2 separate regions of the Homo sapiens genome follow, and region 1 is linked to region 2. A link is an interaction called in ENCODE POLR2A ChIA-PET data of the cell type or tissue named here. Cell type or tissue: PC-9. All regions are shown on one strand. Each heading gives the region's core, and the rest is flanking DNA. Links, peaks and the distances in the headings are about the cores only. Region 1 overlaps PTCSC2 (papillary thyroid carcinoma susceptibility candidate 2). Region 2 overlaps ANKS6 (ankyrin repeat and sterile alpha motif domain containing 6).

Region 1 (2,907 bases), core at 172-2,671, 1.0 Mb after region 2:
TTTTTGTACATCTGCATTTGTAAAAATAACATTTCTTGAGATCTTGGCCCTTTGGGTGACTGCATATTTGGTGGTGACGCACCATGGTTTTTTATTGATGTCATCAAAAGACTTAGGATGTTCATCATGGTATTTCAGATGACTGCCGTTATAAATCTGGGTGCCTACAACTACTAACTATGGTGGTATGCATTTATACATTTCCATTTGTAACCTATTTCTTTATGAATATAGTACATCTGCTCATAACTGTCATACTTGTATAACTGTTGTTAGTACACTTGAGTATTTATGCTTGCAAAAATATGTATGATATTATTGCCTATTTTATTGTGTAAAGTGGCCTATGTGTTTTTGTGTTTCTCAAATAAATCTTCTTTTAAAGATGTAAATAAATATCTTTTCAAGAATTTTTAAATTATTTTTTCCAGAATTGTGTTTTTGGGATTTTGATCCTTCAGGATTTTTCAATATTTGGGATTATGGTGTTCAAGGTTGTCTCTTCCGGGATTATGATCTGCTCCTGGAAAGGGGTGTGGAGAAAGATGGGTGGAAAGGAAGGAGAGAGAGGAGGAAGGAGGCTGTGTCTGGCCTAGTGCTGGGTGCTGGGTTGGAAAAGAATGGTGTTTGTAGCAGATGGTCTGCCCCTCTTAGTTCTGCAGCCATAGTTTGAGTTTCTAGAAAAGGACTTTCTACAATGATGGAAATGTTCTATGTTTGTGTTGTCCAATCAGTAGCCAGTAGCTACATAGGGTTATTGAGGCCTTTGAGGCTAGTGTGACTGAGGAACTAAATTTTAACTTTTATTTAGTTAGTTTAATTTTTTTTTTTTTTTTTTTTTTTTGTGAGACAGAGTCTCCCTCTGTTGCCCAGGCTGGAGTGCAGTGGCGCAATCTCGACTCACTGCAACCTCCGCCTCCCAGCTTCAAGCAATTCTCCTGCCTCAGCCTCCTGAGTAGCTGGGGCTACAGGCACATGCTACCATGACTAGCTAATTTTTGTATTTTTAGTAAAGATGGGGTTTCACCATATTGGTCAGGCTGGTCTCGAACTCCTGACCTCAGGTGATGCACCCGCCTTGGCCTTCCAAAATGCTGGGATTACAGACGTGAGCCACTGCACCTGGCCCAATTAGTTTAAATTTAAATAGCCACATGTGGCTGGTGGCTACCATACTGGACAACTCAGCTCTAGAAGAAGTGACAGGAGCCTCTCTTCTTTCCACCTTTCCTATCCTCCTTTCTTAGCAGGTGTTGTTGACTTATGCTGTGCTGGACACTGTGGAGGCCACCAAGATGAACAAGATATGGTCCCAGCTCCCGAGAGCCCCCAGCTCATTGTGTGAGAGGGACAGATAAGCATGTGGATAGAAACTACAACCCAAAGGGAGGCGTGCAGCCCTCCAGCTGTGTGGGAGCAGAAGGAGGAAGCTATTCACTCAGTTGGGACTGCGAAGGCTGTACTGTGAAGGATGAGTTAGGAGGCCTGGGTGGGAGAAAGCCTTTTTGAAGAGGGAAGAGCAGAGCCAAAGCTTGAAGGCAAGAAACAGCATAGAGTGTTTGGAGAATTCAGACTGAGGTGAGGCTGGGGAAACCAAATCCCACACTCTGTTCCCATCACCAAGCAATGACTGGTGAGCTGACGGAGCGAAGAGCTTCAAGGTCAGTCCTAGTGAGGGTCCTGTTCACCCAACCTGCCTTGCACCATTCAGGACATGTAAAGGGTATGGCACTGGGGGCCCCTCCCTCCACCTCCAACTCACAGAGTCTTGTCTCCCTGCCTTTCCTGCACAGAAGGCCTCAGGGCCCCAAGATCCTCCTTTGGCAAAATCCCCAAGAGTCTCCCTCTGACAACACACCCTTCTTTTCTTCACCCTTCTGACCGAAAACTTAGTCCTGACTCATGCCTTGGCATTCCTGGGCTGGGGTGTCTGCTGATTTTACTGGTGCTGGGCTGACAGCTGGACTGACTTCCTGCATTCAGCACCACCTCACTTTAGTCCATCCCATGACAGCAGTCCAGAGAACCTTTCTCAAAGTGACTAGGACAAATGTCGACACCTGAAGGTTGATTCTGGACATTGTGTGTGGATGTCTTATGATCACCATTCTCTTGCAGAGACTAGGGGGAGAAAACTTCCTGCCTGAGAACTTGATGTGGCCCAAGTTTAAGGAAAGCTTTGGCCAAGGTAATCATTGGACGTAGTGCAGTGCACATCGTGGGCTACCTGCCAGTGCCGTTTTCCTTTTGTTCCTTCCTAACAGAACCCGAGTGTGATTGAGGTAACCCCATCATACACTTACAGACACAGCCAGCTACCCCTGGGGGTCTCTGACCCCACCCCCAACTTCAGAGGAGTGCTTGATTGGTCTAGGGAAAATCCCATTTCACTTGCCAGTGTCTCTATCTCAACTCACTGATTGAGGAAAGCCATGAGATCTGATTTTGGCCAATGAAACACAGGAAATATCTGCTGAGGACTTTGGGGAAGTTTTCCTTGCCTTATCCCTGGGAGGCAGACATAGTAAGAAACGGTTCCCCTACTTCCTCAGATTGACATCATGTGGAAGATTCCATACAGATGTGATGTTCGAAATTGATGTGTCCTTGTTTCTAGGCAGAGTAAGGAGCTTGGAAGAACCTGAAGACACCATTGAATCCCTGAATCAACCTACCCTGAAGCCCATCCCAACTCCACACTTTCTGTTTTGTGACATAATACATTTCTGTTATTTGAGGCTGGATGCTTCTTTTTTTTTTTTTTTTTTTTTTTTTTGAAACAGAGTTTCACTCTTGTGGTCCAGGCTAGAGTGCAAAGGAGCAATCTTGGCTCAGTGCAATCTCCACCTCCCAGGTTCAAGCGATTCTCCTGCCTCAGCCTCCCAAGTAGCTGAGATTACAGGCACA
Region 2 (2,907 bases), core at 142-2,641:
GACGACATTGAGGCATGGAAAAAAAAAAAAAAAGCGGCACAGGCTCATTTTAGTCCCACCCTTCTGTGTCCAGATTTCCTGTTCCCCCATCACAGAATTTCACAATGGCCCTGAAAAACCATGCAGCAGGAGCATTTTATGCAGAGAGATAAGGTTCTCTAGGTTGGTTTCAGTTGAACACAGTGACTGATTCATTGGAGTTTTCACATTGAGATATAGTGACCTCCTTAAGTAGCTCCTGTATGAAGTAAACATTGGTTATTCATACCATTGTCGTCTTGTGATGATTGATGGTGAGATGTGTCCTACCCCTCTCCTTTTGAATAGGCTTCAGTGTTTACAGGGTGCTTATGAACCCCTTCTTATGTGATCATCCCAGCAGGATGGGCTGTCATCCTCCTGGAGGCCTCGTCTTTGGGGTGGGCATCTTGTAGCTGCTAAGTGATCTGACTCCCAGTTAGAGGTTCTTTCCTTGCCCTCTTTTAGGTGATCAGATCACTTTCCTGTGTCATCTGAAAACAGTTTGTTTTCTTATTCGATGAGTCTTGAATTCCAAGACGAAATTTTATTTCAGACACCTTGGTCTGTAGGAGACTTTCCCAATGGAGATGTCCTGATTTAGGGTGGAAGAAGTGGAGTCTCCATGGGGTCAGTGATTTTTGGGCAGAGCTGTTGGTTTTGTCTCCTCTCCCCTCCCCCTCCCCTCCCCTCCCCTTCCTTTTCCTTCCCTTCTCTTTTCTTTTCTTTTCTTTCCAACAGTATCTCACTTTGTTGCCAGACTGGAGTGCAGTAGCGTGATCATGGCTCACTGCTGCCTTGACCTCCCAGACTCAAGCATCCTCCAACCTCAGTCTCTCAAGTAGCTGGAACTACAGACTTGCACCACCACACCTAGCTAATTTTTAAACAAAATTTTTAGTAGAGACAGGGCCCCCCATGTTGCCCAGGCTGGTCTCAAATTCCTGGGCTCAAGTGATCCTCCCACCTTGGCTTCCCAAAGTGATGGGATTACGGGTGTGAGCCACCACATCTAGCCTCAGTCTTCATTTTGTTCCTGGAAGGAACACTTAGACTTTGATTTAAATCATGTTCCCGCTTGACCTGCCCACGTGCTAGGGAATGAGAGAATGTGAGACTGTTTGCCCTTCCATGTCCTTCTTAAATGCTCAGAGACTGAGCTTTGTAGTTAATGTTGGTTTTGTTGCCCAGGAGCAAAGCCATGCCTTTGCTTTCAGTGAATGTAACTCTAGCATTTTTTCCCAGGAATAAGGAAATTGTGAAATATCTGCTAAACCAAGGGGCCGATGTCACTCTTCGTGCAAAAAATGGATACACGGCCTTTGACCTGGTGATGCTGCTGAATGATCCCGGTAGGTAATTTCAAGAAAAGGGTTGTAAATCTACCCAGCGTTTCTTGGACTGGGAGTCAAGACAGGCACCTCCTCTGTGACTTGTGTTTTAAGCACTTGCTTATTCGTGGGGGAAAGTCACTCTCAAGTGTCAGGAGCTTACTGCATGATCTTAGGCAAGTTCCTTCCCTCCCCAGTGAAGCGCTGGACTTGGACCAGGTGGCCCCGGGGACTTCCTCCAGCACCAACCTCCTAGGAGTCTCTAGAGAGGGAAGGAAAATAAGACGTGTCTGACTTTGCAGTCCACACACACCCTAGAATGGCATCTGTGCTTCACAGCCAGAAATCCTGAGTCACTCAGGTGGAAACATAAAGTCCCCTTTGATAAGCAGAATGGGAGATAGAGCGATGGCCTTCTCAGCTTAATTGTGTAGGTAGAGGCTGCAGGGTCAAGGGTCGTGTACTGGGAATGTAGCCGTTAGTTCCACCCCATTTTGGCCTCGGCTGGTACCTGCTACTCCCCTTTGACCCTCCCCTGCTGTGACAGACCCTCTTTTGGGACCTGGGCTTCCAGTTAGCCAGCTCAAGGGGAAAGGTCTCTGATCTGTCGTCTTTCTTATCAACCTGGAGTTTCAACCCAGAGAGAGAGAAGCCCCGAGGCCCTTCTGACCCACTGGGCTTGAACCCTGTGCTGGGATTCTAGCTGTTGGCTGTGGGGAGAGAAGACTTTCACCTCTGCAGTCACAAGTCACCTGCTGCCCCTCTTAGCTAGAGGGGTAGCCAGCAGGCATGCCCTTCCTCGTCACAGCACTGCCACCCTTGCCACCCCTTCCCTGCTGCAGGCCCCTGCACTTCACAGATGCACACTTGGTTCTGTTTGACCCTCAAAGAGGTCTGAGAGGGGAAGCAGAGGTTCACATCCTCTTGAAGAGATGAGGTCGCCAAGACTCGGGAAGTGATCTGTCCCAGCCAGAGGGTTGGAGTCCTGTGCCCCAAGTCCAGTGATCCTACTCCACCTCATTGGAGACCTTCTTCACTTGCCAAGAGTTTGTTATTCGGAATCAGTCCGCAGCCACTCTCGCTGGATCTCATACACACTTTTTCTGAGAAACTCATCTTTTCAGTGTTCCTCTTCTCCCTAGCCTCCACTGCCGTTTATTCCCTTTCCCAATAAAACAGTCTATTCCTAGGAATATTTTGCCTACTGGGTTTTTAAATGAAGTGTTTACACAAAACTTTTGAAGAAACTCATGCCTATTATTGAATACTTGGAGAGAAAAAAGAAATAACCTGGCGTGGATGGCTCACGCCCATAATCCCAGCACTTTGGGAGGCTGAGGTGGGTCGATCACTTGAGGCCAGGGGTTCGAGACCAGCCTGGCCAACATGACGAAACCCCATCTCTACTAAAAATACAAAAATTAGCCAGGCATGATGGCGGGCACTGTAGCCCCAGCTACATGGGAGGCTGAGGCAAAGAACCGCTTGAACCTAGGAGGTGGAGGTTGCGGTGAGCCAAGATTGTGCCACTGCACTCCAGCCTGGGTGACAGAGCAAG

The links. ChIA-PET counts read pairs that join two places held together with the same protein. Peaks named below come from ENCODE experiments on the same cell type or tissue, not always from the same donor. Only the 100,000 strongest peaks of a DNase experiment are listed, where the experiment ranks them.
Region 1: POLR2A ChIA-PET joins it to region 2 with 5 read pairs; 2 of 35 experiments call an interaction of 5 or more read pairs at or near these places.

The regions. Positions count from the first base shown.
Region 1 is chr9:97,765,282-97,768,188 of GRCh38, reverse strand. The region is part of intron 5 of PTCSC2 (papillary thyroid carcinoma susceptibility candidate 2); the gene reads left to right. Among named protein-coding and RNA genes, the nearest start is that of XPA, 69 kb to the right of the region's middle. In PC-9, for the core only: no CTCF peak of the experiment used is centred there; no DNase peak of the experiment used is centred there.
Region 2 is chr9:98,780,930-98,783,836 of GRCh38, reverse strand. ANKS6 (ankyrin repeat and sterile alpha motif domain containing 6) reads left to right here. Exons shown (of 15, transcript NM_173551.5): 5 at 1,264-1,370. Among named protein-coding and RNA genes, the nearest start is that of ANKS6, 14 kb to the left of the region's middle. In PC-9, for the core only: no CTCF peak of the experiment used is centred there; a DNase peak (open chromatin) is centred at 1,626; H3K27ac peaks cover 2,500 bases.